Regions from separate parts of the Homo sapiens genome. Here region 1 is linked to region 2. The links are chromatin loops, found by intact Hi-C in ENCODE. Cell type or tissue: CD4-positive, alpha-beta T cell. All regions are shown on one strand. Each heading gives the region's core, and the rest is flanking DNA. Links, peaks and the distances in the headings are about the cores only. Region 1 has its middle 130 kb from the start of TENT5C. Region 2 has its middle 53 kb from the start of TENT5C.

Region 1 (16,634 bases), core at 5,027-13,026, 78 kb before region 2:
CACAAAAGCTAAATGAAACAAAAAGCTGGTTCTTTGAAAATATAAATAAAATGGATAGACTATTAGCAAAATTAGCCAAGAAAAGCAGAGAGAAAATCCAAATAAGCTCAATTAGAAACAAAATGGGAGCTATTACAACTGATACCAGAGAAATACAAAAGATCATTCAAAGCTACTATGAACACCTCTACATGCCTAAACTAGAAAACCTACAGGAAATCGATAAATTCCTGGGAAGATATAGCCCTCCTAGCTTAAATCACAAAGAATTAGGTACCCTGAGCAGATTAAAAACAAGCAGCAAGATTGAAATGGTAACTAAAAAATTACCGACAAAAAAACCTCAGGACCAGATGGATTCACAGCAGAATTCTATCAGACATTCAAAGAAGAATTGGTACCAATCCTATTGACACTATTCCACAAGATAGTGAAGGAGAGAATGCTCCCAAAATCATTCTATGAAGCCAGTATCACCCTAATACCAAAACTAGGAAAGGACATAACCAAAAAAGAAAACTACAAACCAATATCCCTGGTGAACATAGATGCAAAAATCCTTAACAAAATACTAGCTAACCAAATCCAACAACATATCAAAAAGATAATATACCATGATCAAGTGAGTTACATACCAGGGATGCAGGGATGGTTGAACATACACGAGTCAATAAATATGATACACCACATAAACAGAATTGAAAACAAAAATCACATGATCATCTCAATAAATGCAGAAAAAGCATTTGACAAAATCCAGCACTCATCAATAATTAAAACTCTCAGCAAAATTGGGATACATGGGGCATACCTCAATGTAATAAAAGCCATCTATGACAGACTCACAGCCAACATAATACTGAATGCGGAAATGTTGAAAGCATTTTCTCTGAGAACAGGAACAAGACAAAGATGCCCACTCTCACCATTTGCATTCTACGTGTGCTGAATGGAATGGTACTTCATATCTACATAGCACTGAAAGGCCTAGCCAGAGCAATCAGACAAGAGAAAGAAATAAAGGGCATCCAAATCAGTAAAGACGAAGTCAAACTGTTGCTGTTTGCTGACGATATGATTGTTTACCTAGAAAACCCTAAAGACTCTTTCAGAAAGCTCCTAGAACTGATAAAAGAATTCAGCAAAATTTCTGGATACAAAATTAATGTACACAAATCGGTAGCTCTTCTGGTAATGGCGACCAAGCTGAAAATCAAATCAAGAATTCAACCCCTTTTACAATAGCTTCAATACATACATACATACATACATCATTAGGAATAGACCTAACCAAAGAAGTGAAAGACTTATATTAGGAAAACTACAAAACACTGCTGAAAGAAATCATAGATGACACAAACAAATGGAAATACATCTCATGCTCTTGGATGGGTAGAATTAATATTGTGAGAATGACCATACTGCTCAAAGCAATCTACAAATTAAATGCAATTCCCATCAAAATACCACCATCATTCTTCACAGAACTAGACAAAAAAATCCTAAAATTCATATGGAACCAAAAAAGAGGCTGCATAGCCAAAGCAAGACTAAGCAAAAAGAACAAATCTGGAGGCATCACAATACCTGATTTCAAACTATACTATAGGGCCATAGTCACCAAAACAGCATGGTCCTGGAATAAAAATAGTCGCATAGACCGATGGAACAGAATAGAGAACCCAGAAACGAAGCCAAATACAGCCAACTGTTCTTCAACAAAGAAAACCAAAACATAAAATGGGGAAAAAACAACCTATTCAACTAATGGTGTTGGGATAATTGGCAAGCCACATGTAGGAGAATGAAACTGGATCCTCATCTCTGACCTTATACAAAAATCAACTCAAGATGGACCAAAGATTTAAATCTAAGACGTGAAACTATAAACATTCTAGAAGATAACATTGGAAAAACCCTTCTAGTCATTGGCTTAGGCAAGGATTTCATGACCAAGAACCCAAAAGGAAATGCGACAAAAACAAAGATAAATAGCTAGGACTTAATTAAACTAAAGAGCTTTTGCATGGCAAAAGGAACAGTCAGCAGAGTAAACAGCCTACAGAGTCGGAGAAACTCTTCACAATCTATACATCTGACAAAGGACTAATATCCAAATCTACAAGGAACTCAAACAAATCAGCAAGAAAAAACAATCCCATCAAAAAGTAGGCTAAGGACATAGACAATTCTCAAAAGAAGATATACAAATGGCCAACAAACATAAAAAAATGCTCAACGTCACTAATGATGAGGGAAATGCCAATCAAAACCATAGTGTGATACCACCTTACTCCTGCAAGAATGGCCATAATAAAAAAATAATAGATGTTGGTGTGGCTGTGGTGAACAGGAAACACTTTTGCACTGCTGGTGGGAATGTAAACTAGTACAACCACTATGGAAAACAGTGCAGGCATTCCTTAAAGAACTAAAAGTAGAACTACCATTTGATCTAGCAATCCCAATAGTGGGTATCTACTCAGAGGAAAAGAAGTCATTATGCAAAAAAGAATCAATGTTCTTTTGTCACATGTTTGTAGCAGCACAATTGGCAATTGCAAAAACATGGAACCAACCCAAATGCCCATCAATCAACGAGTGGATAAAGACACTATAGTTATATATACATGATGGAATACTACTCAGCCATAAAAAGGAATGAATTAATGGCATTTGCAGCGACCTGGATGAGATTGGAGACTATTATTCTAAGTGAAGTCACTCAGGAATAGAAAACCAAACATCGTTATGTTCTCACTATAAGTGGGAGCTAAGCTATGTGGATGCAAAGGCATAAGAATGACACAGTGGACTTTGGGGACTAGGGGGAAAATGTGGGAAGGAGGTGAGGGATAATAGACTACTAATTGTGTTCAGCTATACTGCTCGGGTGATGGGTGCACCAAAATCTCACAGATCACCCCTAAAGAGCTTACTCATGTAAGCAAACACCACCTGTTCCCCAATAACCTATGCAAATAAAAACTTTTAAAAATAAAAATAAAAAAATACAAAGATTAAAGGACAGGAAAATACTGGAGTCATTTAAAGCTATGTACATAATTTAATGTTCTCTGGGCAATTCTTTCATCTTTCCAAAAAAATGCTTCGCAACTCCAAATATCTATATAAAAGGTCTTCTTTACATCAAAAAAGGAGATTAAAAATAAAATAAAATGAATGCAGATGCAGGAATGTATATAGATCTGGTAATAGACAATAGATATTTCTTAAAATTCCATGTGGTCACTATCATATTCATTTTTACAGGCTGCTCCCACTTTCTAGAATTTTCTTCCACCTTATCTATTTGACAAGCTTCTATTTATCCTTTAAAACCCTGGGCAACACTGATCTCCCCTGCTTTTCTCAGCCTCCACAAATAGAATCTCTTATTTATTTAATGAGCTGCTTCTGAATCTTATGCTTACTTTGATTATTGCTCAGGACACAGTGCATTCTAAGTATGTATTTATGTGACTGCCTGAAGCTAGACTTTCACCAGCAGAGCTCATGTTCTAGGGAATAATCAGAAAAGAAGGTCAGCTATGGAGTCTCCAAAAGGTCTGTGTAAGTTCTCAATAAATATCTTTTGAATCATAAAGTACATAGACTTAGCCCACGCCCACAGGGAGAATACTGAGCAAATCATCTGCTCTCCACTGTTTTCTCCCACCATCCTGATCTGGCTCCTGTGTGACTCTGGAAATAGCCTGAGAATCTGAGCATCTGGATGCTGAAAACCCAGGCGTAGGAGCACTCCCAGTGGGAGAAGTCAGAGGATCGCCTGCTCCAAAGTCCCTGGCCAGGTGCTTCAGTACCTTTCACACCAAACAGACTGTGCAGAGAATGACTATTTTCCTTCCCAAAGGCTCTCTAGCCTCCACAGAGCATTCCTTTTGGAACAGAATGACCAGGGCATTGTTTACAGATTGCAGGAGAGGCGGGACTGGCAGGAAACTTAGAACTAGTCACAAATACTGCCATCAAGTCACCATAAATCAGAAATGCAGGAAAGAAATCTCTTGAGATAGCAGTTTTAAGCGATGAGGCAATATGATTTATTTAACAAAAAAATTAACTTCTCATTTAGTTTTAAGCAACGAGGCAATATGATTTATTTAACAAAAAATTAACTTCTCATTTAGTTTTAAGCAAACCCATAAATTTTATCAAGGCAAAGGAACCTGTATACTCTCTATAGTTGTTGTAGTATAAATTCTGTATTTATGGAACAACCTTGACTTCCACACTTGAGGACAGTTTGTAATCTTGAGGACAGTAACATAGTTTACAAAATTATGCATTGACACAAAGCTTTACAGATGATAGGGCCCACTGAGGACAAACTGATAGATGAATGTGGTGAAGCAGAAGATATATAGAGAGATATATAGATATGGTTAACAACTTCATGTTTTAGTAAAGTAGGTAAGAGTTCTCCCAGTCATTCCCAATAGTGTTTGCTGGTATCACATTCTTAAATGTATAAAAGAAATTTAAGCATTTTGCCTTAAAATGATTCTAATGAGGCTCTCTCTATACTGGTTCCAAGGGCTGGGACACAGCTGATGATGTGATGCTGAGCAGAACTGTTCTCTAGAAGGTTAACAAGACTTGTGTTCTAAAAGCAAATACTCTGAGCATCTACATGTGCCAGGTTATTGTCAAGGCACTGGAGGTGAGCCATGTATAAATCTTTGAAGGAAACCACAATCTGTTGTGGAAATAAATTTGCACAAAAATAAAACCAAAAAGGGATAGAGAGGAAAGCGGAAACACTGAATGAGAGTTGAGCTTGTAACTCCTGGTCCTGGGTTGCAAAAGTGGCCTCTGCTGTTGGAAATATCGAAGAAGGACCTAATTGGAAGAAAAAGAACAGAACAGATGGAGAGGCCACAGTTTTGTTTTGTTTTGTTTTGGTAATAGTGCTTTTTGCTAATTTTTTAATCAAATACATGAACATGCCTGAATGGTAAGGAGATATTTATAATGAAAAGCAACACACTGCCCACCTCTATTGATGCTTCCTAGAGATAACCACGTTTAACTCTTTTAACTGTTTATTCTGGATATACAATCTGCCTCTACCACTATTTCTTAATTTACCAATTTGGAGTCATACCCATTGACTTTCTGCTCTCCTGGATGAGATTTAAGTCTCTAGCTCCATCTTTGCCAATCTAGATCCTCCAATGTAGTTGTCAGTATTTTAAGTTCCTTGAATAAAGGAATGAAATAAAGTATTCATGACTTTATTTCTTTTCCATTCACCATGACAGTATTTTCCAATTCCGCATTGTTATAGACAGTCTGTGTCCTCCAAAAATACACATGTTGAAACCCTAATCCCCAATGTGACTGTATTTGGAGATAGGGCCTTTAAAAAGGTAATTGAGGTAAATGAGGTCATAAGAGTGGGAACATAATCCAATAGGACTGGTGTCCTTATAAGAAGAGGAAGAGACATCAAGAATGTGCATGTGCAAAAGAAAGGCCATGTAAGGACACAGTAAGAAGAGGGCCATGTGCAAGCCAAGGAGAGCAGCCTCAGGAGAAACCAACTCTGCAGACACCTTGACCTTCGACTTCCAGGCTCCAGAACTGTGGGAAATACATTTCTGTTCTTTAAGCAACCCTGTTTGTGGTATTTTGTTATGGTAGCCCTAGCAGACTAATATACCTACTTTGTAATATTAGAATCATTTATTTGCATTATAATAACTATATTTTTATTTTCCATAACTTCTTTCTGTTCCATGATTGTCCCTTTTTCATTTGATTCTGATCTTGTTTGCTGGCTTTGATATGTCTCAAAATCATTCGAAGAATAATAATTATAAGTTTTAAAAAGTTTTTTCTGCAACAAGGATTTCATTTTAAAGGAATAAAAAAAAGAACGGTAAGTAAATAAATGTTTTTCTTTTCTCCAGCTATTTTCTTGGTTTATTTTCATGTCTCTCTTTTCTATTGCAGGACTTCCTCAAATGTCTGGAGACCTTTAATTTACCCAAGAGAAATTACTGTTACAATTTGGGAAATTTCCTTTCTGCTTTTTCTTTACTAGTGTAACTTTATGTATAAAAATGATATAAAATATTGGTATGAACATCTGGGGCTCTAAAATGTTACAGATGTCAGTGACACACTCAGACCTCTCAGACACTCAGAATATTTCCCTTTGCCTTCTTAATGGAGAAAACAGTGATTCTATTAAACCTGCCTAAAAATAACTGAATATAACAAGAAAACTACAGAACAATATCCCTCATAAACATAAATGCAAAATTTCTAAACAAAATTTAAGCAAATCAAATTTAACAATAAGTTAAAATATAATGGATTATGACCAAGTGGAGTTTATCCTAAGAATGCAAACTTGGCTTAACATTAAAAAACCAATCAAGGTAGCTAACTGTATTATTAAATTAAATGTAAAAGGAAAACCATACGATCATCTCAATAGACATGGGAAAAGCATTAGACAAAAATTAATACCCGTTCAGGAAAAATATTATCAGCAATTTAGAGATGTAAAGGAAGTTCTAAACCTGATAAAGGGCATCTATGGAAAAAACAAAACCCTATGGCTTATATTTGCTATAGAAAGACTGGATACTTTTTCCCTAAGACAGTGAAAAAGGCAAGGATGTCCATTCCTACCACTTCTATTCAACATGATAGTGGAGGTCCCAGCCAATGCAATGAGGCAAGTAAAAGAAATAAAAGGCATACAGATTGGAGAAGAAGAAGTAAAGCCAGCAACATACGGAGACACTATCACTACAAAAAATTTAAAAAAGTAAATAGCCAGGCATGGTGGCATCCATGGGTGGTCCCAGCTACCTGGGAGGCTGAGGTAGGATCCCTTGAGCTCAAGAGGTCAAGGCTGCAGTGAGCTGTAATTGTGCTACTGTGCTCCAGCCTGGGTGACAGAGCAAGACCATGTCTTAAAGGAAAAAAAAAAAAAAGGAGAAAAAGAAGTAAAGCTAGATTTATTCACAGACAACATAACCATCTATGTTGGAAATCCTAAGTAATCTACAACAATGGTACTGTAAATGATAAATAAGCTTAGCAGGGTTGCAGAATATAATGCCAATATACATAAATCAATGGCATTTCTTTGTATTAGAAATAAGCAATTGATAAAGGAAATTTAAAACAATACCATTTACACTAGCATAAAAATATGAAATGCTTAGGGACTGATTTAACAATATGTGTACTCTGAAAACTACAAAATGTTGAAAAGAGACATTTAAAATACCTAAATAAATGGAGAGATATACCAGGCTCCTAGATTGAAAGAGCCTGCTATATCTCTCTCTTTATTTAAGTATTTTAAATAAATTCAATATTGTTAACATGTCAATTCACTGCAAATTGATCTACAGATTTAACATAATCTCAATCAAAATCCCATTAGGCTTCTTTTTTTGTAAAAATTAACGAGCTTATTATAAAATTTATATAAGAATACAAATGAGCTAGGATAACCAAAACAATTTTAAGAAGAGGGGAACAATATTGGAGGGCTTACATTCCTGATTCAAGATTTATTATAAAGCTACAGTCATCAAGACAATGTGGTATTGACATCAAGATATACAAATAGATCAATGGAATCCCATGGAGAATCCAGAAATACATCCAAATAAATATGGTCAACTGATTTTCAAAAAAATGCAAAGACAATTCAGTGGAGAAAGAATATCTCTTCAACAAATGGTGCTGAAACAATTGGATATCTACATAAAACAACAAATAACTTCAATCCACACCTCACACTATATTCAGAATTAATTCAAAAATTAACTCAAGATCTAGCTGATCTAAGTCTAAAAGATATAAATATATAATAAAGATCTAAATAATGTAAATTTAAATGATCCAAAAGATCTAAAGCTAAATCTAAAACTATGTAACTTCCAGAAGAAAATCTAGGGGAAAATCTTTGTGACACTGGATTAGACAAAGATTTCTTGGATACAACAACAAAGGAAACTGACTTTGTCAAAGTCAGTCAGGTCTGCTCTTCAAAAGACACTACTAAAAGAATAAAAAGCCACAGACTGGGAGAAAATATTTGAAAGTCACATACCTAATAAAGGACTTGTATCCAGATATAAAAGGAACTCTAAAACTCAATAATAAGAAAACAAAATTTTTAAAATAGGCAAAAGATTTGAACAAGTATTTTATCAAAAAAGATAATGGATAGCAAATAAGCACATAAAAAGATACTTTATTGCACACCATGAGGGGAAAGCAAATTAAAACCACAATAAGACACTACTATGTACCTATCAGAATGTTTAAAATTAAGAACACTGGCCATATCACGTGTTGGTAAAGACATGGAGGAACTGGAATTCTCACACATTGCTGGTGGGAATGTGAAATGGTACAGTCACTTTGGAAAACATTTTGGCTTTTTAAGAGTTAAACATATACTGACCACATGATCTACCCATTCCATTCCTAGGTATTTACCCTAGAGAAAGTCTACATAAAGGTTTATATGTGGATGTTCATAGCTTTATTTATAATAATCTTTAATAACCCCAAACTGGAAACAAATCTGGTATATTCCTAAAATGGGATACTCTTCAGCAATAAAAAGGAACAAACCATTGTGATACATTCAACAGCAGGAATGAATCTTAAAATAATTAGGCTAACTGAAAGAAGCCAGACAGAAAAGAGTACACACTGTGTGCTTCCATTCACATAAAATTCTAGAAAATGCAAAATAACACATAGTGACAGAAAGCAGATCAGTGGTTGTTTGAAATGTGAGGGTCAGGGTGGGTGAAAAGGAGGTATTACCAAGGGGAACAAGGAAATTTGTGGGTATTGGGGGCCTGGGGGATGAATATGTTCATTATTTTGATTATGGTGATGGTTTTGGTGATGTGTTCATGTGCTGAAACTCATCAAACAGGTATGTTTTATTATTACACCTCAACCAACTATTAAAAATACATAGCATTCCTAATGTTTTAAAATACAGGAAACAAAGAAAAGAATAAAAATAGCACGGACAAACTCCTAGCCTCTGTAGACACTAACTTTTATAAAGTAAACAGCACAAAATGAAAGTGAAAGAGGAATGCTGCTCGTCACATTGGCCCCTCCCTGTTTGAATTCCTCTCCTGAAAGGGAGTCACAGGAGCAAATTCTAATGTGAGACTCTGGTATGACTTTTAATGTCTTTTCACTGCTAGGAAATTTTATCAAATGAAAACAGGTCAAACATCCTTGGATGGCTTTTTAAAGAGAACTGGGCCATCCAAATCCTGTCTAAACATCTTTTAATATTCTAAATAGTCCAATAAAATAATTTGTTATTAGACTTCGAAGATTATTATAGCTAGTATATTAACTCTAGGTCAAATGTATGCAGAATTAAACTGCATCTTTACATGCCATATATATAGTTTTGTAGAATATCAAGCATCCCACCCTGTGTCATCAATGATTACAAAATATTTGCAGTCATTTTATAGCTCTCAAAGCAGAGTTGCATTATCTCATGTGAACAAAGAAATGTGGAATTTGGGGCCTCCAAGATATTGTTACTCCAGCAGGCTTAGGTTGAAGACAGGAAGGCACAGGGGGAAGGAAGCTTGAGCCAGGGTGGAGGATGAGCCTAACCTAGGTACAGTGGTCATCCTCTGAGAGAGAGGCAGGGAGGTCCAGAGATCGTGCAGTGAGGACACTATCACTGTGCTCACCAGCATGTTCATCCAAGGGGCAGGGCCTAGCACTCAGGCTTCCAGACAGCAGAAGGACCCGCAGCATGAAGGAAAGGAGGTCCTCTCCTTCATCAGTTGCCTTCTGGATGCTAGACATTTTGCTAGACACTCCAGAGCAAGCCTGGGGGCGGCTATGATGCCCTACACTTGACTGCTCAGGTGACTGAGGCTCAGAGGCAGAGTTAACTTTGAACAAATCAGGTCTACCTGATTCCAATACACAGGCCTTGCTCTAGGGGGACCAATTTGGGGTCTGGCTGGCTGCAACGCAGGAGAGGCAGAAAGACAAAGGGGTGCAGTGCTCACGTCAGAACCCCTGGGTGCTGGGTCTGCCGGCCCCAGTGGGCATCAGTGTGGGAGACACAAGGGTGAGAAAGAAGAGACCATAAACCCAGACACTGTCAGGCCTGGCCCAGGGACTGGCCCAGTGGGCTTATTTGGGGGATGCAGGGAAAAGAACAAGGGCAAGCAGGGTGAGGTTACCAAAATGGCCTTCAAGCTCCTCACTTGGTAAAGGAAGGAATGGGGATGAGCAGAGGTGAAGAGGACTTGCCCAGCACATGAGAGAACTGGGACCCTGAACTCGACATAACCTAAAAGGGTATGCTGAATAAACAGAAGGGATTGCTACTAACTGGCAGCATCAAATAGGCTTGTAACTGCAGACCTACTTATGTATTGAGTGACTAGTCTCATCAATGATTTTTCTTGCCCTTATCAATGGTTGGTTTGTTGCTGTGTCCTTGGCAAGAATATGTAGCCCATTTTTTTATTGGAAAAATGAGCAACTTTGCCTAGGTCAGTGGCTTCTAAAAACACTTTGAGCCCAAGAGCAGGACCTACCATTACCTGTGTCCCGAGCTCTCTGTACAGTGGAACTATGGAGGCTTGGTTTCTGCGACCTCCTTATACCTCAGTGTGAATCTGGGCCTTCTCTGCCCCTAGAGAACAGAACATTCTCCCTAGTTGATGGTGAGGAGAGGTCAAGGCCACGGGGAAGCAGCAGAATCTTCCTTCTCGAGTTAGAGCATGCCAGATTTTACAGCTGATCCCTTCCCCTTGTGCATGTTCTCTCTCTCCCTGGCTCCACGCATCTCACCTTGCTCAGCGCCTGGACTATCTTTCTGTCCTCGGTCCTTGTATTCAAGGCCTGGCAGGAAGGGATGGCACCCTCAAAGGAGACCGATGAGAGTTTAATGAAGGGACTATTCACAGAAATCTGGGCAGGGTCACAGGAGATGCCCAGGGACGAGAGGAGCAGGAGGGGCTATTAACCCCATAGGCCTGAATGGGCAAATGAAGGCAAGAGTATTAGCTGAGCCCATGAAAACTAGTGCCATGGAAAAGGGGCTGCCTAACAGGAGTCGTGGCTGCAGAGGAACATGGCACTGCCAGAACTGCAGCCAGGCCGGGAGGAAGTGGGGCGTTGAGTGCTCTGCCTGCTGTGTCCTCTTCTGCTCTCCCATCTGCTGCTGGGGCCTCCAACCAGCGGAGCCCAAAGGGAAGCCAGAGGGCAAAGGAACCCGGGAACTGCAGCCCATGGAGTTCAGCCCCGCAAGACATGGAGCAGCACAGAAAAGGGTGAGAAAGGATCTGGAGGGGGTGACAAGCAGAAAATAGCCCATAATCTGCACATCAGCTCTGTGAGGTGAAGGCAGTGGGCAACATCATTCCCATTTTCCAGATGAGAAAAACTGAAGCTCAGTGTCTACAAAATAAAAATGTAGAGATGAATCTCTAAATATACTGTTTTATTTGGGAAGAAAGAATTGCAATTTGGGGCATACATGAGCCTCGATTGTCTTTGGTATACCCAAAGAACAAAGAGAAGGTTAGAGGTTTTATAGAAAGGAGAAATGTTGTGTATTGCCCTTTAAGAAAGTTCATTGGCACTAGCAAGGGTTTGGGGAGATGGTAAGCTCCACTTGGTGAGCAACCACTGTGGGCAAAATTAGTCCTGTCTATCTTAGATAGCAAGAAGCAGGCTATCTCAGAAGCTGTAGATAAAGCTGGTTTCAGGTTACAAAAAGCAGTTTCTGCAGTCAGGCTTGCAGAGAATTACATTGTTGGATCAATGTTTTGTACCTTGAGTGCTTACCCCCACTGGCATCTCAACTCTGTTTTAGTTGGGTATGACAAGAGTGACCCAGTTCTTATGGTCAACTTTCATGCCAAGAAGTTCACAGGAACCCGCAGAAGAGACATGGAGGAACCAGATCCATAAACCAGGTCTCTGGCCCCCAAATCTGGTGCTCTTTTGCTTCTGTCCTCCAAGCCCAAGCTCCCTAAACACTCTGCCCAGCCTCGGCTGTCAGTCATTCAACAAGCTCTTACTGAGCACTTGCCAGGGCAAGGCTCTCTGTTCACAAAGCCAGTCTGAGTGGTGTATCATATCACCTAAGACTATTTCATGCCTTAATTTCTGACCTCAAAACTCCCACCCCTTCTTCCCAGCATCTCCTCATACCCACTCTCAGCTGACGACTCCAACTCACATTTTATTGAACAAATGGAAGTCTCTAGAACTGAGCTCTGTCCTTCTGTCTCCACTATCAAGGTTTTGCTGCTCTTGTGCCAGCACCTTCTCCCCTGTCTGTTAGAACTGAAAATGTGTCTCTTCTGCCAAAAGACCATTACCATTTGGGCTGTGGATCCCATCCCCTCTCATCTTGGCCCTTAGTTAATCCTTTCTCTTTCTTCCCCATCATTAATCTCTCCTTTTCTACTACATCATCCCTATCAGTGTAACATGCCCTTGTATCTCTCCCATCTTAAAATTCTCCCTTGGTCCAATACTTCCCTCCAGCTTGCACTCTCTCCTTGTCCCCTTTTCAGCCATATTTATTTGCCCGTTGGATGGTTTGACCTCAGGATCAGAGGGTAGAGTTAATCCTAATTTTCATGTCGTGTAAGTCTATACTTATCGGTTTGAGCAAGACACTTCCCTGCTCCTGGACCACAAAGCTACCTTGTTATTTTTCTTTTTATGATCAAAAATGCTACTGATTTTTACAAGGTGATCTTTTATCTGAGTCTTGCTGTCATATAAGTTTTAATATTTGTTGATTTTGTTAGTTTTTCTCTGTAGGAAATCAAATTATCTGCAGAGTGGCAGTTTCATTTCTTCCCTTCCACTGTATATCTGTTACTTCTTTTTCTTTCTTAAAATTGTTGGCAAGGGCCTCCAGTTATATCTTAAACAGTGGTTGACAGTTGGCCTCTTGTCTTATTCTTGATCGCAAAGAAGATGCAGCTGAAGTTTCTCAATTAAGTATAATGTTACCATTTTATACAAATATACTATATCATATATTGGTATATATAACATTAAGGTTTGGTATGTCTGTCAAGTTGAGGAAATTCTCTTCCTATTACTTGAAGAGTTTTCAACAAACAAATGGTGAGTTTTAACAAGTGTGTTTTTTTGCACCATTGAGATAATCAAGTAATTGTCTCCTTTCATAATATAGAAAATTATATTGAGAGAGTTTTCTAACTTTGAACTATTCTTGCATTCCTCATATTTTATGATTATCATGTACTTTTTTCCTAATACACTATTGGATTTGTTTAACAAATATTTTATTTAGACTTACACATCTATATTCAAAGTGGAATAGCCCTATATTTTTTTCTGAACTTTCTTATCCAGTTTTGAAAACAAGAACACACAATCCTCATGGTAGAAGAATTTTCATTCTTTTTCTATATTCCGGAACTCATCTAAGATAGAAATTATCTGCCATCTGGGAATTTGGTAAAATTCATATAGAAAACCATCACCTATGCCTACAGATTTTTAGACAGAGAGATCTTTGATTACATTTCATTTTATTTCGTGTTTATTGGTCTATTCAAATTTCAGTTTTTCCTTCTATCAATTTTTGTGTTTCTTGTTTTTCTAGAAATGTTTTCATTTCATATAGGCTTTCAAGCTTATTATCATAAAGTTTCCATAATGCACTTTTAAAAAAATTTTTTTATTTCAATAGATTTTTGGGAAACAGGTAGTGTTTGGTTACATGAATAAGTTATTTAGTGGTGATTTCTGAGATTTGGTGCACCCGTCAACCAAGCAGTGTACACTGTACCCAATGTGTAGTCTTTTATCCCTCACCCCCCTCCCACTCTCTCCCCGAGTCCTCAAAGTCCATTGTATCATTCTTATGCCTTTGCATCCTCATAGCTTAGCTCCCACTTATGAGTGAGAACATATGATGTTTGGTTTTCTATTCTTGAGTTACTTTACTTAGAATAATGGTCTCCGATTCCATCCAGGTTGCTGCAAATGTCATTATTTTGTTCTTTTTATGGCTGCGTAGTGTTCTATGGTATATATATACCATAATGTTTTTATCCACTTGTTGATTGATGGTCACTTGGGCTGGTTCCATATTTTTGCAATTGTAAATTGTGCTGCTATAAACATGGGTGCGCAAGTATCTTTTCTGTATAATGACTTCTTTTCCTCTGGGTAGATACCCACTAGTGGGATTGCTGGATCAAATGGTAGTTCTACTTTTAGTTCTTTAAGGAATCTCTGCACTGTTTTCCATAGTGGCTGTACTAGTTTACATTCCCATCAGCAGTGTAGAAATGTTCCCTGTTCACCACAGCCATGCCAACATATATATTTTTTTATTTTTTGATTATGGCAATTCTTACAGGAGTAAGGTGGTATCACATTGTGGTTTTGATTAGCATTTCTCTAATCATTAGCAATATTGAGCATTTTTTCATACTTTTGTTGGCCATTTGTATATCTTCTTTTGAGAATCGTCTATCCTCAGCCCACGTTTTGATGGGATTGTTTGTTTTTTCCTTGCTTATTTGTTTGGGTTCCTTGTATATTATGGATATTAGTCCCCTGTTGGATGAATAGATTGCAAAGATTTTCTCCCATTCTGTGGGTTGTCTGTTTACTTTGCTGATTATTTCTTTTGCTGTGCCAAAGCTTTCTAGTTTAATTTAGTCACATCTATTTACCTTTGTTTTTGTTGCATTTGCTTTTGGGTTCTTGGTCATGAAGTCTTTGCTTAAGCCAATGTCTAGAACGGGTTTTCCAATGTTACCTTCTAGAATTTTTGTGGTTTCTGGTCTTAGATTTAAGTCTTTGATCTATCTTGAGTTGATTTTTGTATAAGGTGACAGATAATGATCCAGTTTCAATCTTCTACATGTGGCTTGCCAATGATCTCAGCATCATTTGTTAAATATGGCGTCTTTTCCCCACTTTATATTTTTGTTTCTTTTGTTAAAGATCAGTTGGCTGTAAGTATTTGGCTTTATTTCTGAGTTCTCTATTCTGTTCCATTGGTCTATGTGCCTATTTTTATACCAGTACCATGCTGTTTTGGTGACTATGCCCCTACAGTATAGTTTGAAGTTGGGTAGTGGGATGCCTCCAGATTTGTTCTTTTTGCCTAGTGTTGCTTTGGTGATGCAGACTTTTTTTTGGTTCCATATAAATTTTAGGATGGTTTTTTCTAGTTCTGTGAAGAATGATGGTGGTATTTTGATGGGAATTGCATTGAATTTATAGATTGCTTTTGCAGTATGGGCATTTTCACAATATTGATTCTACCCATCCGTGAGCATGGGATGTGTTTCCATTTGTTTGTGTCATCTATGATTTCTTTCAGCAGTGTTTTGTAGTTTTCCTAGTAGAGGTCTTTCACTTCCTTGATTAGGTATTTTCCTAAGTTTTTTTTTTTTTTTTTTTTTTTGCAGCTATTGTAAAAGTGACTGAGTTCTTGATTTGTTTCTCTGCTTGGTCACTTTTGGTGTATAGCAGAGCTACTGATTTGTGTACATTAATCTTGTATCTTGAAACTTTGCTAAATTCATTTATCAGTTCTAGGAGCTTTTTGGAGGAGTCTTTAGGACTTTCTAGGTATATGATCATATCATCAGCAAACAGCAACAGTTTGACTTCCCCTTTACTGATTTGGAAGACATTTATTTATTTATCTTGTCTCATTGCTTTGGCTAGGACTTCCAGTACTATATTGAATAGAAGTGGTAAGAATTTGCATCCTTGTTTTGTTCCAGTACTCAGGGGGAGTGCTTTCCCAGTTCAGTATTATGTTGGCTGTGCATTTGTCATAGGTGGCTTTTATTACTTTAAGCTATGTCCTTTCTATGCTGATTTTACTGAGGGTTTTAATCATAAAGGGATGCTGGATTTTGTCAAATGCCTTTCTGCATCTATTGAGATGATCGTATGATTTTTGTATCACATTTATTGATTTGCACATGTTAAACCATCCCTGAATCGCTGGTATGAAACCCACTTGACCATGGTGGATTATCTTTTTGATATGCTGTTTCATTCGGTTAGCTAGTATCTTGTCTTAACAAGACAAGATTTTTGCATCTATGTTCATCAGGGATATTGGTCTGTAGTTTTCTTTTTTGGTTGTGTCCTTTCCTGGTTTTGATATTAGGGTGATACTGGCTTCATTGAATAATTTAAGGAGGATTCCCTATTTCTTGATCCTGTGAAATAGTGTCAACAGGATTGGTAGCAATTCTTTGAATGTCTGATAGAATTCAACCATGAATCTATCTGGTCCCGGACTTTTTTTGGTTGGCAATTTTTTCATTACCATTTTAATTCATCTCACTGCTTGTTATTGGTCTGTTCAGAGTTTCTATTTCTTCTTGGTTTAATCTCGGAGGGTTGAATATTTCTAAGAATTTATCCATCTCCTCTAGGTTTTCTAGTTTATGCACATAAACTAGAAGTGTTCATAAGAGCCTTGAATGATCTTTTGTATTTCTGTAGTATTGGTTGTAATATCTCCCAATAGTTTTGTTTCTAATTGAGGTTATTTTGATCTTCTCTCTTCTTTTCTTGGTTAATCTCAA
Region 2 (16,634 bases), core at 5,730-13,729:
GTGCAGGGACGAAGTGGGTGAGGGGCCTTGTATGCTAAACTGAAGAGTTTGGTTGGGCTTTATACAGAGATAAACAAGAGTGGATAATACCTACACATGATTTAGAAAATCAAATTGTACAGAAGGACTTTTTCTTAAAAAAGCAGTTGAACCCAGCCCCATCCCTCACCCCAGCCAGTCCCAATTGCAAAGTAGACAGAATTACTTTTGACTATTTCTGACATTGGATTGTCTACAGATTACCTGTATATATTGAAAATGTGCCTATATGGTTGTTTCTTAATTATTCAGCTTTAGCTGGGTGTGGTGGCTCCTGCCTGTAATCCCAGCACTTTGGGGGACCAAGATGGGAGGATCACCTGAGCCCGGGAGTTCAAGACCAGCCTGGGCAACATAGTGAGATCGTGTCAAAAATTAGCTGGCATGGTGGCACACGCCTGTACCTGTAGTCCCAGCTACTCAGAAGGCTGAAGTGGGAGGACTTGCTTGAGCCAGGGAGGTTGAGTTTGCAGTGAGCTATGTTTGTGCCACTGCACTCCAGCCTGGGCGACAGAGTGAGACCTTGTCTCAAAAAATAAAAATATTCAGTTTTAGGTGTTATGTACAAACTTCTTGCTGTGAAATATGGGGATTTAGTTCTCAATGGATGACAGACTAACTAGTACTAGACTTGCCCTTCTGTCAAAAACAATCATAAAATCAAACAAGATACATGAGATGATGTTTTCAAGCACTGAATGGCAGGTAGTGCAGGGCCCCGTGATTTTTGAGAGAAGAGAAACATACAAGGTAAGTCACATGATCAGCCTGGCTTTCTGTCTAGGGAGGTTTTCTTTCCTTGAGCTCTTGAGGTAGAGCTCAAGCTGAACTGAGGTGGCAGAAGTGAAGTTCTGGGCTGCTGAAGCAGCTGGGATGTGTGGGGCAGGGAAAGAAGGAAGAGGGAACTGCACATGGTGTACGTGTTTTAGGGGATGGGGGGAGAAATCTGGATAAGTATTCTTGATCCAGGGTTAAAGTATATATGTACTGGGTGAGACCATTGCTTAGCAAAGATCACCAGTCGCAGAGCTGAGAGCGGACAGTAATTCTAGAGATGATGCAATATTGGAGACTCTAGAGTTCCAGGCAGAGTGGAGAAACCTCACTGAGCACTTCAGGCTTTCAGTGGTGATACAAGAAAGACCACACTTTAAAAGCAGGGAACACATTCTAGGGTTAAGAGGCGTGCCCTAAGACTAAGTTCAAAACAGAAATAGACCTGCCCTAACAAAGAATAAAACCAAGCCTAACAGGACCAAAAAGATGTGCTAGTAGTTTAACTGTCTGCTAGAACAAAGCTCACCACCATTTAAAGGAAGACAAGAAAATCCAGGCTCCCTACAAAGTATCATCCACCAAAGTCTAGCACACGATAAAAAATTACTGAACAGGCCGGGCGCGGTGGCCCACACCTGTCATCTCAGTACTTTGGGAGCCGAGGTGGGCAGATCACAAGGTCAAGAGATCGAGACCATCCTGGCCAACATGGTGAAACCCTGTGTCTACTAAAAATACAAAAATTAGCTGGGCATGGTAGTGCGTGCCTGTAGTCCCAGCTACTCGGGAGGCTGAGGTAGGAGAATCAATTGAACCTGGGAGGTGGAGGTTGCAGTGAGCCAAGATCGTGCCACTGAACTCCAGCCTAGTGACACTGCAAGACTCTGTCTCAAAAAAAAAAAAAAAAAATTACTAGACATGTGAAGAAATAGAAAAATGCCACCCATAGTTAAGATGAAAAGTGGTAAATCGTTTCCAATTAAGATTTTTTTTTAAGGGAAAAAGGCATTAGTTGTATCTTTTAGAAGGAACACTCGGGTATTGAAAGGCCCAAGGACCACTCCAGAAAGACTGACCTAGGAAGAGACATTGAGTTGTTAGAAGAATCTCCTCACAGCTCTATAGGAAGGTGATGAGGATATAGACTAAAGTTCTGCAGATCTGTAAGTTTTGTGGTTATATTAAAATCACAAAATATCATCCTCTATTTGTGTGTGAAAAAAAAATCACAAAATGTCAGGACAAAAAAAAAAATCCCTTAGGTAGCATTCTATCTACCTTCTCTTATTACATCTGAGAGAACTGGGACTCAGAAAGGGTGATTTTTCCTAAGATCCCACAGACATTTAAGGTGCACTGGGATTAGAATCAAAGCCTCATAACTTTCCGTACTCACATGGCCTTCCTGTGACTACCTTGTACTAAAAAATAGTCTCCAAGATGACTAATTATCTGCATGCTTTCAGGGGGAGGTCCCCAACCATAGCTTCTGAGAAAAACATCAAGGTGTCACTTCTTCTTTCTTCAACCACGTAGAATGGGAGGTTTCCTGTAAGCCACCAGATAGTGACAAAACAGTGCAAAAGTCGTCACAAACCAGACGCTTGATGACTACTCACATAAATAGTTGATATTTAAGGCTTCTGACACTGGATTTCTAGAAATGTGTGTGCTTTAAATTCATATTTAAATTTGTTTAGTTGTCGCCCAGAAGCAACATGATGAGGTCATGACTGCGGCTTTGATCCACGGTAGTGCCCAGATAATATAATCAGAGGAAAAAGAAAATACATTCCATGTTGTATTAGTCCTTTCTTGCATTGCTATAAAGGAATAGCCAAGACTGGGTAATTTATAAACAAAAGAGGTTTAATCGGCTCATGGTTCTGCAGGCTGTACAAGAATGGCACCAACATCTGCTAAGCTTCTGGTGAGAACCTCAGGAAGCTTATAATCATAGCAGAAAGTAAAGCAGGAGCAGGCATTTTGCATGGTAAGAAAGGGGACAAGAGAACAAGAGTGGGGAGGTCCCAGACTTTTAAATAACCAGATCTCTTGTGTACTAACTGGGGGAGAAATCACTTATTACCAAGGGGAAGGTGCTAAACCATTCATGAGGGATCCACCCATGATCCAGTCACCTCCCACTAGGCCCCACCTCCAACACTGGGAATAACATTTCAACATGAGACTCAGAGGGAACAAATATTCAAACCATATCATTCCACCTCCAGCCCCCCGCAAATCTCACATCCTTCTCACATTTCAAAACACAATCGTGCCTTTGCAATAGTCGCCCAAAGTTTTAACTTGTTCCAGTATTAACTCACAAGTCTCAAGTCCGAAGTCCAAAGTCTTACCTATGATGATGAGTTCCTTCCACCTACAAGCTGTGAGATCAAAAACAAATGATTTATACTCTCAATATACAGGAGTGGTACAGGTATTAGGTAAACGTTCTCATTCCCAAAGGAAGAGATTGGCCAAAAGAAAGGGGTAATAGGCTCCATGCAAGTCTGAAACCCAGCAGGGAAGGCATTAAATCTTTAAGCTCCAACACAATCCTTGATTCCATATCCTGCATCCTGGTGTGAGAGGTGGGCTCCCAAGGTGTACCCTGCCACTGTGTTTTGCAAGGTACAACCCATGGTGGCTGCTGTCACAGGTTGGAGTTGAGTACTTGCAGCTCTTCCAGGAAGAAGTTACAAGCTGCTGGTGAATCTACCATTCTTGTATCTGGAGGGCAGTGGGCCCCTTCCCACATCTCCATTAGGCAGTGCCCTGGTGGGGAGTCTTTGTGGGAGCTCTAACCCCACATTACTCCTCCACATTGCCCTAGTAGAGTTACTCTGTGGGGCCTCGGCCCGTGTGGTAGGCTTCTGCCTCAACATCTAGGCTTTCTCATACATCATCTGAAATCTAGGGGGAAGCTGCCAAGCCTCCTTCACTCTTGCATTCCAGGCGCCTGCAGATTTAACACCATGTGAAAGCCACCAAGGCTAGCAGTGGCTTGCACGCTTCAAAGTGGCCACCCAAGGAGTGTCTGGGGCACTTTGAGCCAAAGCTGGGGCCAGAGCAGCCAGGATGCAGGAAGCAGGGTCCTGAGGCTGCACAGGGCAATGGGGCCCTGGGTCTGGCCCAGAAACCATTCTTCCCCTCCTAGGCCTCTGAGCCTATGATGGGAGGGCTGCCTCAGAGATTTCTGAAATGCCTTCAGGGCATTTTCCCAATGTCTTGGAAATTAGCACTTTGCTTCCTTTTGGTCATGCTAATATTTCTAGCAAGTGGTTGTTCCACAGCCTGCTTGGATTCCTCTCCTGAAAAGGCTTTTTATTTCTCTGCCACATAGCTAAGCTGCAAATTTTCCAAACTTTTATGCTCTGGTTCCTTTTTAAATATAGGTTCCAACTTTAAGCATTTTGTTGCTCCCGCATCTGATCACAGGTTGTTAGAAGCAGCCAGGCTACTCTCAAATGCTTTGCTGCTTAGAAATTTCTTCTGCAAGACACCCTATATCATATCATCACTCTTAATACCAAATTTCCACAGATCCCTTGGGCATGAATACAATGCAGCCAAGTTCTTTGTCAGGGCATAACATGGGTGACCTTTAATTCAGTTCCCAACAATTCCTCATTTCCATCGGAGACATTCTCAGCCTGGCTTTCACTGTCCATTTTTCTATCAGCATTTTGGTCACCACAACTTAACAAGTCTCTAAAAAGTTCTACACTTTCCTTCATTTTCCCATCTTCTTCTGGGCCTTCCAAACTCTTCCAACCTCTGCCTGTTACCCAGTTCCAAAGTTGCTTCTGCATTTTCCAGTCTCTTAATAACAGCTCTACTCCTCTGTACCAATTTTCTGTATTAGGTTGTTCTTGCATTGCTATAAAGAAATACCTGAGACTGGGTAATTTATAAACAAAAGCTCATTGTTCTGCAGGCTGTAGAAGCATGTCACCAACACCTGCTTAGCTTCTGGTGAGGCCTCAAGAAGCTTACAATCATGGCAGAAGGTGAATCAGGAGCAGGCACATCACATGGCAAGAGCAGGAGCAAGAGAGTGAAGGGGAAGGTCCCAGATTTTTAAACAACTAGATCTGATGTGAATTAGCTAAGTGAGAAGTTACTCATCACCAAAGGGATGGTGTTAAACCATTCATGAGGGATCCACCCCCATGATCCAATCACCTCCCACCTGGGCCCACCTCACACTGGGAATCACATTTCAGCGTGAGATTTGGAGAGGACAAATGTCCAGACCATGCCACATGTTCTCAGTTTGTAATTGCAGAAAAAGTTGTTGGCAACATGCAGCAGCAAGTAAGGAATCTCAGTGGATGAATCTTGTGCTCTTCTTGATCCCAGGAACAAATATAGGCACCAACAGTGGTTCTGCAGGTCATTTCCCTTTCCAAAGGCTGTCACCTGCACCTCCCAACCCATTCCCTGGCTGTTCTTGTCCAGTCTTTTCAGAAAGTATTTTCCAGGTACCTGACGTTGCTGATAGTGAAATGAGCTCCCTGCTGCAGAAGTAACTCCCTTCCTAATCCCTAGAACTGGTCAGGACTGGGCTGTACATTCAGAAGCTTCAATCTAATAGGGTTTTGCAACCCTGCTCCTGGCTGATACTTGGTGCTGATTCTATGTGTGGGGTACTAAGAGGATTGGAGAAGGCCAGGTGTGGGGGTGGTCATGACCTTTATGGCTCCCTTCTACTCTACAGTATTGAAGTTATCCTACTGGTTACAGAGGGAAAGAGGCTAGTCCCTCCCATGTGGCAGGCAGGAAGCATTGATTTCATGTATGTCACTTCTTTTCATCCTAACCACAACCTCATGAGGCAGGCATCAGCATACCACTGTTTTTTGTTTTTTGGGGTTTGGGTTTTTTTTGTTTTGTTTTGTTTTTTTAGACAGAGTCTCGCTCTGTTACCAGGCTGGAGTGCAGTAGCACGATCTCAGCTCACTGCAACCTCCGCCTCCCGGGTTCAAGTGATTCCCCTGCCTCAGCCTCCCGAGTAGCCGGGACTACAGTCATGTGCCACCACGACCAGCTAATTTTTTTTTTTTTTTAGTAGGCACTAAGTTTCATCATGTTGGCCAGGATGGTCTTGATCTCTTGACCTTGTAATCTGCCTGCCTGAGCCTCCCAAAGTGCTGGAATTACAGGCATGAGCCACTGTGCCCAGCCATACCACTGTTTTACTAATTGGGAGACTGAGACTCCAGTGATTAAGTCTCTGCCCAAGGTCACACAGCTTATCATTCATGTCCAGTGAATGACATGAGTGACTTCAAAGGCCATGCTCATCCTGCCACACCACTCTGCCTCCAGAAGCAGGAAGAAGGACACATACCTGGGGAAGCTTTTGGATGGCCATGAATTTGTAACTGAATGTATGACAAATATCTAGAGTAATGAAAGGAAGATTGAGAAAACAAAAATACGTTAAGGAGATGTAGCAGCTAACACTTATGTCTCCAAGCCTCACGTTGTGGGACACACAATTCTTTACAAACTAACCATAACAGAAGATCAGAAACTAGAACAAAAGGCTAGCGTGTGGGCATGAGGACGTGTGTGTGTGTGTGTGTGTGTGTACGCTGCACACTCACACATGGACATCTGCATAAGCACATGTGATGGTGGCTCCTTATACACATGAGGGTATAAATGTGCATGAACAGATCCACATATACATGTTTCAACAGGTAAGATTTTAATTTATTTAATTTTTCAGTAAACGGAATACAAAATGAAACCAAAAATGCTCCTACTTGTATTTACAAGATAGTTGTAAAGTTATTATGTGACTTGAAATATTAACATCTGCGTTTTCCCAAAAACACTTCTTTAACCATTTTAAGTGCATGAAATGGCAAATTCTGAGCTTTTAGGAGCTGATCACAAGGACAGGCACATCATGACTTACCCAAATGAGTGGTAATGAAACTCTTGCTAGTCAGGTTCTTGGAACATTCTTATCTAACGATTGCATGTGCTGAGGATGAGAAACCAGACCTACCCAGTGGGCTTTGGAAGGGGCTGGCTGAGGGGAGGGGAGACAACCTGGTAGACTGAAGGCAGAGGACCTTCTGCATTCTTTATCTGCTTCTTCTGGAACTGCCAGAACTTAGCAGGACCCGGGGGCAACCAGCTTATTTTTGGGAAGCACTTCAAGTCCTCTGCCAGTGTGCACAGGCGAGAGAAGAGCTTACTGGCTCAGTGAAAGCTGCAAGCATCCCCAGAGGGAGCCCAGGAGGCCTGCAGAACAGTGGTAAAAAGGGCCACCTGTCAGGCCTGAGGCCAAGGTTCCCGTGCTCTGGCAGAGGACTTCCTCCCCAGCCCCTCAGCCACTGAGAAGCACAGACTTCTCTGACTCCTTTGAGCAGTGAGGTGCCTTCGCTGCTCTCTACCTCAGCAGAGAGAGGGGGCCTCAAGTCTGTCCCCAGCTCCAGCACACACTGTGTATCCCCAGCACCCAGCCTCCATGGTTCAGCCCACAGTGAACACTCAATAAACAGCTGCAGAATGAATGAAGGCATCTACCCCATCCTTCCTGCTCTGCCCAACAATAAGGTTTCCAAGGATAACTCGAAAGGGATATTCCCCTTTTCACCTGCTAAGCCATCTGAGGAAGTACAGAATCTACTGGACACTCAAGAGGAGAGGCACTCTAGGTAGATTAAATTTCATTCACAGGTATTTATGGAGTGCCCACAAGACTGCACACATAGGTCTAGGTAGCACGTGGGTCTACACAAGTGGGTCTAGGGAAATACAACTGAGTCATAGAGATGGTAAGTTGGTGGCATATCCCTGGCAGGGATCAATAATTGATCACAGCCTCTTTCCTGCAGGGCCAGAGGTGGCCTAAGAATTCTGTCTCAGCAAAGTCCTCCAGGAAGCTCCTGCATTGACCAGAATTGGCACTCAGGATGAAACCTATTTGCCAACCTGGTAGTTGGTACATGCACAGGATGGGCTCCTCCTGTACTAAGTTCAGCAAACTAGGCATAAGCAAAAACCTCCTGGAGCTCTGGAAACTACAACTGGGGGTAAAACAGACACCTGGAAGGGTGAAGGGCCCTTTCCTTCCTGCCTCGCTGACGTGGGCCACCTGGTGCACTGGTGTTGAGAGCAGGATGCTTTGCAGCTCAGGAAACCCAGAAACCCTAATTGTCCCCACAGAACCACAACACACACTGAGGCCCCAGCACAGGGTCTCCTTCATGCCACGATTAGCTTCCTCTGAGGCCAGCTTCAATCCTCTTCACATCAGGACCTTGAGACCCTTCTCCAAGTCCCTGTCATGCAAGACTGCAGGCTGGTGTACCTCCCCCTCCCTCTGCATCCCACACCCCCTCAAACACACACACAGCAGGCCCCTCCTTGGTGCCCATCCCTTCCCATCCTCACTCAACAAATGGCCTCCTTTCATTGACCTGGTTGGGTAGCCTTGTGCCCTTCCTGGAACCTGCTGGATGTGAAATTGTTTAGAAACTCCACACCAAGCTACTCTAGGGACTTATTTTCAGCCATTCCTCTCACCAATACAGCTCAGCTTCCCTCCATGAACATGAAGCCTCCAGCAGTTTTCAATCCCTAGGGTGTGTATTTCAGATTTCAAGGGCAATGTGAACAGCCAGCAGCCCAAGGGACATTTGCCAAGAGCATCTATCCATGGCATCTTGTATTAACCAGCAGAAAGCCAGAAGCACCGTGCAAGGAGGAGACAGGCCACGCACTGGCTTCATTTGTGCTGTGCTGCCACTAATGTCCCCCAAATGCTCTCTATTATCCTTGTAATCATCCCCAAACATGCACAAAGCCACATGGTCAATGCAGCCCACTGGCATACGCTTTCGTCCTGGCAGCCATGATGTCCTGTTGGGGAAATAGGTTACCACATAAAGCACCAAACACCATCCAGCAGCACCTGTGCCCTGAGCCCAATCAGCAGCACGGACACTCCTAAGATGACACAAGTTCTGGGAAATATATTGAAAAATAAAAATGGATTGATGTCTTTTTCATCTTTGTAGCCCAATGCCTGGCACATGGTATGAGCTCAAAAATGTGTATAAAATGAGTGAATAATTTTGTGAAAAAAATTTTTTAAAAATTAAAAAATAAAAATAATTAGTATTTGAATCAAACATCAGTTTAACTTTCTCATGTAGTTGGTATTTCTTATATTTTCTTTAACAAAGTAAAATTGAGTTTTTTTGGGCCAAAAGAACAAGGAACTAATTAGGTAAGATTTTTTCGTTTAAAAAAAAACAGTTAAGCTATTTTGTTTTAAATAAATATTACATTACGAACATTGAGTTTTAAGCGTTGCCTTAAAGATAACATTCTATCTATTAGACTCTGTGATCTGGGGTGTTTTTTTTTTTTTTTTCTAATGATCTGAGAGACTCGGCTCAGAGGTAAATCCAAAGAAACAAATGGAAATTTTGCATGGTTTTGTCTACTTCTGTGACAATTCACCGACTCACACAAAACATCAGCTATACCTTCCCCATCTCCCAGTATGGAGACTGAGCCATTTGGATCACAGAACAGGATCAACAGCCTGATCCATCTGCCAGTGGGAAAAGCGGATGTTCCTGTTGTCTAAAAGAATCAGACCCTCCCAAAAGGGTCAATACAGCAGTGCACATATTCTCTAAAAATGGCATGTAAAAGCCTGTCACCTGATGTTTCTTTCCCTGCATTGATTACACTGTACCTTGTCTCTGCCCTCACTTGGATTCCCAGTCAGGGGAATCAGCTTACCCATTGCTTCTTCTGGGAAGTCTTCCCCAGCCCCCAACTAAGTCGTGTCCTTCTTTACACTCTTTGCTATTAGTCATCACATTGGCAGCCCCAGCAGTAACTGAGCTATAAGCTCTGCAAAGACTTGCCTGTCTGTCTCACCAAGGCTCAACACGATGCCTGTCACATGGCGGGTGTTCCAAACTAGTCTATGAATGAATAAAGGAAGGAAGGAACATTCCCTGAGAACTAGGCAGTCTCTTCCAGATTTTTAGGCACTAGGGTCTCAATGGTCAGACACCTTTAGGCTCTTTTCAAACACATGCCTTCCCAAACAGACTTGTCTTCTGTCCCATAAAGAGCAGAATCAAATAAAAATCTGCTCGAATGGATTTTCAGCATTCGAAAATTTCAGCATTTCAAATCCCCAGCATTCTTCTAGAACATCGGAATGGGCAAACAACAGCTCATGAACTAAAGCTGTACTGAACCATGCTCACGCATTCACGAATTGTCTATGGCTGAACTAAACACACTGCAAGGGCAGAGCTGAGTGGTCGCAACAGAGATGGTCTGGACCCCAGAGCCTGCAAGATTTACTGTCTTCCGCTTTTCAAAAACTGTGCAGAGCCTGGCTGTAGAACTTCAAAGCAGTTGAGGGTCAGAAGAGAATTCAGGAACAAACAGAAGTGTAAACACAGTAGCACTTGGGTGTGAGGGGGCCCCCAGATGCAGACTGCCCAAAGAGGGTGAAGGTTCGAGCTGGGACAGCGGGGGTGAGACTGTCAGAAGAGGTAGTCTGTAGTTGGAGCCCCAGGAAGGAGCTTCCGAAACCGCCACATGTGGTGAGGAGTGTGTGGGTTTGACACAAGATAGACCCGGGCTGAATCTGCCTTCATGGTTTGCTGGCTGTGTGATCTTGGGCAGGTTTTGTTGTCACCCCGGGCTTTGGCTTCTTCAACTCTACAAGACGCCGCCTACATCACAAGGTTTCTGTGAGCTTTTGATGAAATCAGCAACAGAATCAAGTGCGTCTCTGAGAGCTGACGCAGCACAGTGCTTCAGAGCCTGGGCTCTCAAGGTTCCAGCTGAGGTCCAGCTTCAAATTCTGCCTCTAGCTCTTGGGGCCTCTGGGTCCTGAGAAGTGCCCAGCCCCTGTGTGCCCATTGCCTCATCTCGCACGTGAGGAGGGTAACCATTCCCAGCCAAGAGCTACTATAAGTATTAAATTCCAAAAGCAGGAAAAGTGCCCTGCACAGCACTTGGCACCCAGGGGGTTCCCTTTGCTCTTACTACTGAATTGTCCAGCATGCCCCAACCCATGGCAGGCGCTCAGTAACTCTGATTTCCTTCCATCCTTCCTTTTCTATGTGGTCAGAAGAGTGGTGTGACAGAGAGGCCCGGTGCTGGGAATCCACGTTTGCCCTGCTGCCAACTTGCTGTGTGGCTTTGCGCAGCTCACACAAATGTTGTAGATCACTAAAATGTTGCTTATAAAATGAAGGGGTTAGTCTAGATTCAGTGTTCCAAAACCCTGAAGGAACAAACTCTGATGTGATGAGAATCTCTCAGGAACCTGGTAAAACATCCAGCTTCTTGAGAAGATTTTTAGAGATTCCCTTAGAATTCTGGAGACCTGGAATGGGCTGAGGTTAGAATTTGTCTTTTAAATGGGTACTTTGGGCGATTCTTGACATTAAGGTGGTCAAGAGCTCAATGAGCTCGAAGGTCCTTTAGAGCTGTAAAGTCCTGAATGCTCTGGTCCCACAATCCACATCAAGTGTGTGTGTGTGTGCGTGTGTGTGTGCACGCGTGTGCGCGTGTGTGTATATGTTTTGAGAGGGAGAGAAGTTGTGTCTCCGGACTGATTTAACTGTCAACTGGGCACTCGATTTCAAAAAGATTTGAGGCTGTTAGCTTGACGTTGCATGATCATCTCACGTCCTGGCAGCCAATCTGCAGGGGTGAGCTGTTTGTCGCTTTCTCCTGACTCATGTTTGCTTATCTCCAGAAAACTCTGCACCTTCCAAACGGGCACTGCCCCAGGGCCTGCAGCTGGAGTGTCCCAGGCAGCCATTCTCGTAGGCAGCGCTTTCACAATTTTCTAGAAAATTCACCATTTTCCCAGCCCCACTCAGCATGGGTAGGGGCTCCACCAGGCCATGTGTGAGGGAGTCAGCAGCCAGAATGTGGAGCCCAGAGGCGGGAGGGGGCAGGGGCACACACCAGAGGCAAGAGGCTGAGCTGGTAGGGGTGGTAAGAGCACTTGTCTTTGGAATCAGAAGCCTACTCCCTGAGTCCCAGATCTGCCAATTACAAATTGCATGCCTTGGGCAAATTACTTTACATGTCCAAGTCTCAGTTTCATCATCTATAAATTATCTGTGCAGAAGGCACTTCTGAGAGTTCAATGAGATCATGGCCAGCCTGTATAGTAAATAGTGAAACTGACCCAGCTCACAAGTGGTTACCATCTCCATACAGCATTGTTTCCCAGTTCTCTTGAAAGCTACACCTGCGTACCACCAAGTTTCTAGACTAAACCCAGTTTTTTTCAGACACATAGACTGTGGAAATGCAAATACTGTAACATCCGGAGAGCACTGTAAGTTACCCTCCCTTCCTGCCTGTTTTCAGCCTTATCAGTAAAATCACTGAATCCCCTAGGCCTCAGTGCCCAGCCTCAGGGTTTGTTGAGAGAGGGAAGACCCAGAGGGCAAGGGTAAAGATTGACCCAGAGACTCAGAGGGTAACAGAGCTGTCCTGGGCTCAGGGAGCTGCAGGTGGGCTCTGCAGGGCATTGACCGTGTGCTTGTGCACCTCTGGGTGTGTGTGTGCTTTCCTTTGTATGTAATTAGTTGTAAATGCACATATTGGTATGTGTGTGTAGCAGGTGTCCACACTGTCTGGGTGTATGTGACCCTACAGAGTATTTTTTCTCCAGAAGTCTCCTCCCTAGCTCATCGAATTGAAGCCCACACACTAAAAACGGGAGGCTGTGGTTTTGATTCTGGCTGTCCCCTAGTCCCTGCCTATCAGGCTACACGTGGGGACTGCAGGCCCCGTGGGTGGCTGAGGAAATGAGTGGGTGAGTGGGCCTCGTTGTGGGTACTCCGCTGCCTCTGCCAAGCTCCCTAGCCTCCTCCCCCTCCCCCTTCAATTCAACAAGGCTCTCACTTGCATTATTCCGTGAAGCCTTATGAGAAACCTGTACAGACACTAGCATTAAAGAGCCAAAGATTGCCAGAGCCGAAAGAGATCTTAGAGATACATAGTCCTACTTCCTACTACAGAGGAGGAAACTCTAAAGCACAGAGAGGTGAAGTGACTTGCCCAAGGTCACACAGCCAGTTGCTGGTATTCTCCTTTATTCATGGACGAGCATTTGTTTGCATTCCTGCTATGCATCTGGAACTGTGCCAGGTGCTGGAGAAGATGCCAGGAAGCCTAACTCAGGTCAGGAGCCAGAGGAATTATTTAGGAAATGACATTTAAGCCATCACTTCCCAGAAGGGTGACTGACAACAACTAAGTCGGAAGAAAGGCCCACGCAGGGGAAACTCTGCAGGGAAGGGCTCCGAGGTTTGAAAGAGCTTCACATGTTCAAGGAGGACAGGAGCGAGGGTGTGAGGATGGGGAGATAAGTAGAGGCCAACTCGTGCAGGGAATGTGAATGTTATCCCACACACTGAGGGAACATGTAAGCTGGGGAGGGCAATAGTTTTAAAAGACCATTTTTCAAGAAGACACTGGCGGGAGCAGGAGCAGAAGTAGAGATGAGCTCTGTGCTGTTCCTCCTGTGCTGTCACAGGCAGGCACAACCTCACTACACCTCACAACAGCCCTAGGAGGGGTGCTGTGTGCCCTCTTCTTCCAAGAGGCCAGGGCCTGCCTAGATGCCGCTCAGCTGGCAACCTGTGGAGCCAGCACTCCAATTTCACACTTTTGCCTGCTAAGCCTTAGTCCCTTTTCTTTAAATTGTCTCCCATTTACTCTTCAGCCCCCTGGGATAGGGCTTTGTCTCCTCTGCTCCCTGCACCTGACTCTACAAAGTCACAGTGATGTGCGGCATCCATTCGCCTGTCTGTACAGGACTTGATGCTGCCAACCGCTCCTCCCCTGGCTCCTAGGACATTGCATTGTCCTGGTTCTCCACCCGCCTCTCTGTCCACTCCTCAGCCTTCTCCGGTTTTTCCACCTTTGCTAATTCTTCCTGGATAGATGCTCCTCAAGGAATCTGTCCTGGCTGACTCTTGCTTGCTTGGGTGCTTTACACCACAGAGGAGGCTCCAGTTACCATCTCCTCACTGTGATTCCCAGTTGTCCATCCCTAGCCGGCCTCCTGGTCTGGAGCTCTGAAACTATACTGGTAATTATCTGCATCCTCTTCTGGAAATCAGCATGACCAAAGACCCCAGACCTTCTATCCATGTTTTCTTCTCTTGGTTAATGACATCACCGTCTACCAAATTTCCCACTGCAGAAACGTATTCCCACGCCTCTCCCTACACATCATTTCTTCCACATCTAATCTGTCATATGTCATCCAATATTACTTTCTAAATCCTTTTTCAGTCTTTCTTTCCCATCCCTATGGCTACTACCCTAATTCATGTCCTATCAACCTCCTTGGCAAGGTATACAGGGCCCCAGGGGTGAAACTAGGATGAAGGGGCCTATGCCCATTCATCATGGCCTGTCATAACAGGAAGCCAACTCAGAGGCATCAGGCCTTCTTCCAGAGAAAGAATGTCATCTCTGTGCAGGGGTGGCTAAGAGAAGGCCAGCTCTCCCTAACCCAATGAGACCAGCATGTGGGTTTGCACAAATCTGTCCTGGGTAGGTCTCCCTGCCCCTCTCTCTCACCAATATGGCACTTCCCTCCCCAAAGGGACCCATCACTGCCAGCCATGCCCCATCACATATTCACACAACTCACGGTTGCTTAACCTGGTGGACAGATTCTAAGATGGCTCTCAATGCTCCCTGCCTCCTGGCATGTAGGTCCCTTTGTCTGTCTCTCTGTTGACTGTGGGCAGGACCTATGACTTGCTTTTAACCAAAAGAACACTGCAAAGGTGGTAGGATGTCATTTCCGTAATTATATTACATGAATTATAATTTCAATCTTACTGAAAGACTCTCTCTATTGCCTTCTTGGCTTGCATCCTTCAATGAAGCAAGTGCCACTTCAGAGGGCTCCATGTGCGAGGAACTGAGAGTGGTCTCCAGTTGACAGACAGTGTTGGCCCTCAGTCTAACAATCTGCAAAGAAGTGAATTCCACTAGCAACCACATCAGTGAGCTTGGAAGTGGATTCTTCCACAGTCGAGCCTCAGATGAGAGCCCAGCCTTGACCAACACCTTGACTGCAGCCTTGAAAGCGACCCTGAAGCAGAGAACCCAGCTAAGCTGTGCTCTGATTCCTGACTCTCAGAATATATGAGATAATAAATGCATGTTGCTTAAAAGTGCTGAGTTTGTGCTAATTTGTTACAGGACAACAGGAAATAAATACACTTGCTGTCACTTACGTGTGAACAAAAGGAGGTGAGCTCTTTCTGCTGTAAGCAGGGGCATATAACAAACAGATGTGCACCAACCTCAGCACAAACCTCAGGACCGCCTCATCTTACTGGCCTTACCTGTACATTTCCCACCATGCCAACTTCTCTCTCACTCCCTGTACCTATATTTTCTCTGCTTAGAATGAGTATCTGTCCCCTTTTCTTGGCCTGTGAAGTCCCTTTTATCCATCCTGGACTGCCTGAAATGACACTCCCTCCAAGAAGCCCTCTGAGATTGACCCTTCCTATGGGATCTCATAGCTCACTAAGTATCCCTCCACCCTGAACCAGCTACAGGATCTTGTGGCTCCCTGCCCTGAGGTCTCACTCACCACTCAATGCCCCACACCTCATTGTATTCATCATTTTATACCCAGGGCCTATTAAGTATACGATGCAATAACTATGCACTGAATGTGTGAATAGTTCAGCCTCACATACCTCCTCTACCAGGAACATCACAGCCTGCAAGGGAGCTGTGTGACCATCCTGAGGGGAAGGCAAGGCCTTGCTGTCACCATGGTGGCCTGCTTTAAGAGTCTTATCATATGATATTTATGTAAGAGAGGGAGCTACCTTGGAAGGAGAGCAGATCTGGGTGAATGAAAGGCCCTTTTGTTGTGCTCAGAGCCAGGATGGTTTTGGATATGCAAGATATGCAAGCTAACCTGCACTAGGACAAAAGAGGAACCGGAGCGAAGGGAAACCAGAGAGGGGGAGCAGAGAGCCAATGAGATGCGGGGCACTGGGAACGACAGAGGGGCCATGGCCCATGAAAAATCCCCAATGGAGGGCAGACCAAGGACCAGGGATGTCTAACGTGCAATTTAAGGTTGTTGGCATTGCTGTTAGGGCTGCCAGATTTAGGAAAAAATTCAGGGATGGGGGGTTGGAGGCAGGGAGAGACATACAATGAAAAAAATTATCCATTGTTTATCTGGAATTTGAATTTAACCGGGTATCCTGGGTGTTATCTGGCAACGCTGAATGCTATGACATAAATCTCTCCTCCTACAGACTTACAGTCACATCTATAATTAACACCATGTCTCGTACAATTTAGGGTGTTTTGTGGAATTATGTAAGAAGCTAAATTGGGGTTCTGGGCTCTGGGACCATGGGGGCACAGAACAGGAGTAGCACAGGGGATTCAGGGTAACCCATGAACTGAATTAGTTCTGTGGAATCAGGAGTTTAGAGTTGGAGGTGACCATAAAGGTGTCCACAACGGGAAAATCTTAGGAAAGGCTTGAAACTTTCCAAAGCCAGAGAGTAAGGACTTGGAGAAAGCTTACTGAGACAATCTTATTGAGGACTCAAACGGGGAGTGCCCAGCTGTCTCTTCCCATCCACCCCCTGCCCCTGCCAACCCACCCACTAGGAGAGTCTGGGATGGAGGAGTCACAGCACAGCAGCAAATCTCTTAACCTGTAGCTGGGGGAGGTCTGGAGGAGTGGTAGGGGAGAGGTGCCTAGATGGTCTAAGAGG

Evidence for each region. A loop is a pair of places that touch in the nucleus more often than their neighbours do. Peaks named below come from ENCODE experiments on the same cell type or tissue, not always from the same donor. Only the 100,000 strongest peaks of a DNase experiment are listed, where the experiment ranks them.
Region 1: a loop joins it to region 2, with 2.5 times the contacts of the local background. A loop is called at or near these places in 5 of 110 quality-filtered maps.

The regions. Positions count from the first base shown.
Region 1 is chr1:117,727,710-117,744,343 of GRCh38, reverse strand. No RefSeq gene overlaps it. Among named protein-coding and RNA genes, the nearest start is that of TENT5C, 130 kb to the right of the region's middle. In CD4-positive, alpha-beta T cell, for the core only: no CTCF peak of the experiment used is centred there; a DNase peak (open chromatin) is centred at 9,123; H3K4me3 peaks cover 767 bases; H3K27ac peaks cover 623 bases.
Region 2 is chr1:117,650,245-117,666,878 of GRCh38, reverse strand. No RefSeq gene overlaps it. Among named protein-coding and RNA genes, the nearest start is that of TENT5C, 53 kb to the right of the region's middle. RefSeq lists enhancers at 2,132-2,201, 10,059-10,198, 10,559-10,668, 10,819-10,888, 11,707-11,866 and 1 more. In CD4-positive, alpha-beta T cell, for the core only: no CTCF peak of the experiment used is centred there; DNase peaks (open chromatin) are centred at 7,968, 9,698, 10,498, 12,658 and 2 weaker places; H3K4me3 peaks cover 986 bases; H3K27ac peaks cover 1,502 bases.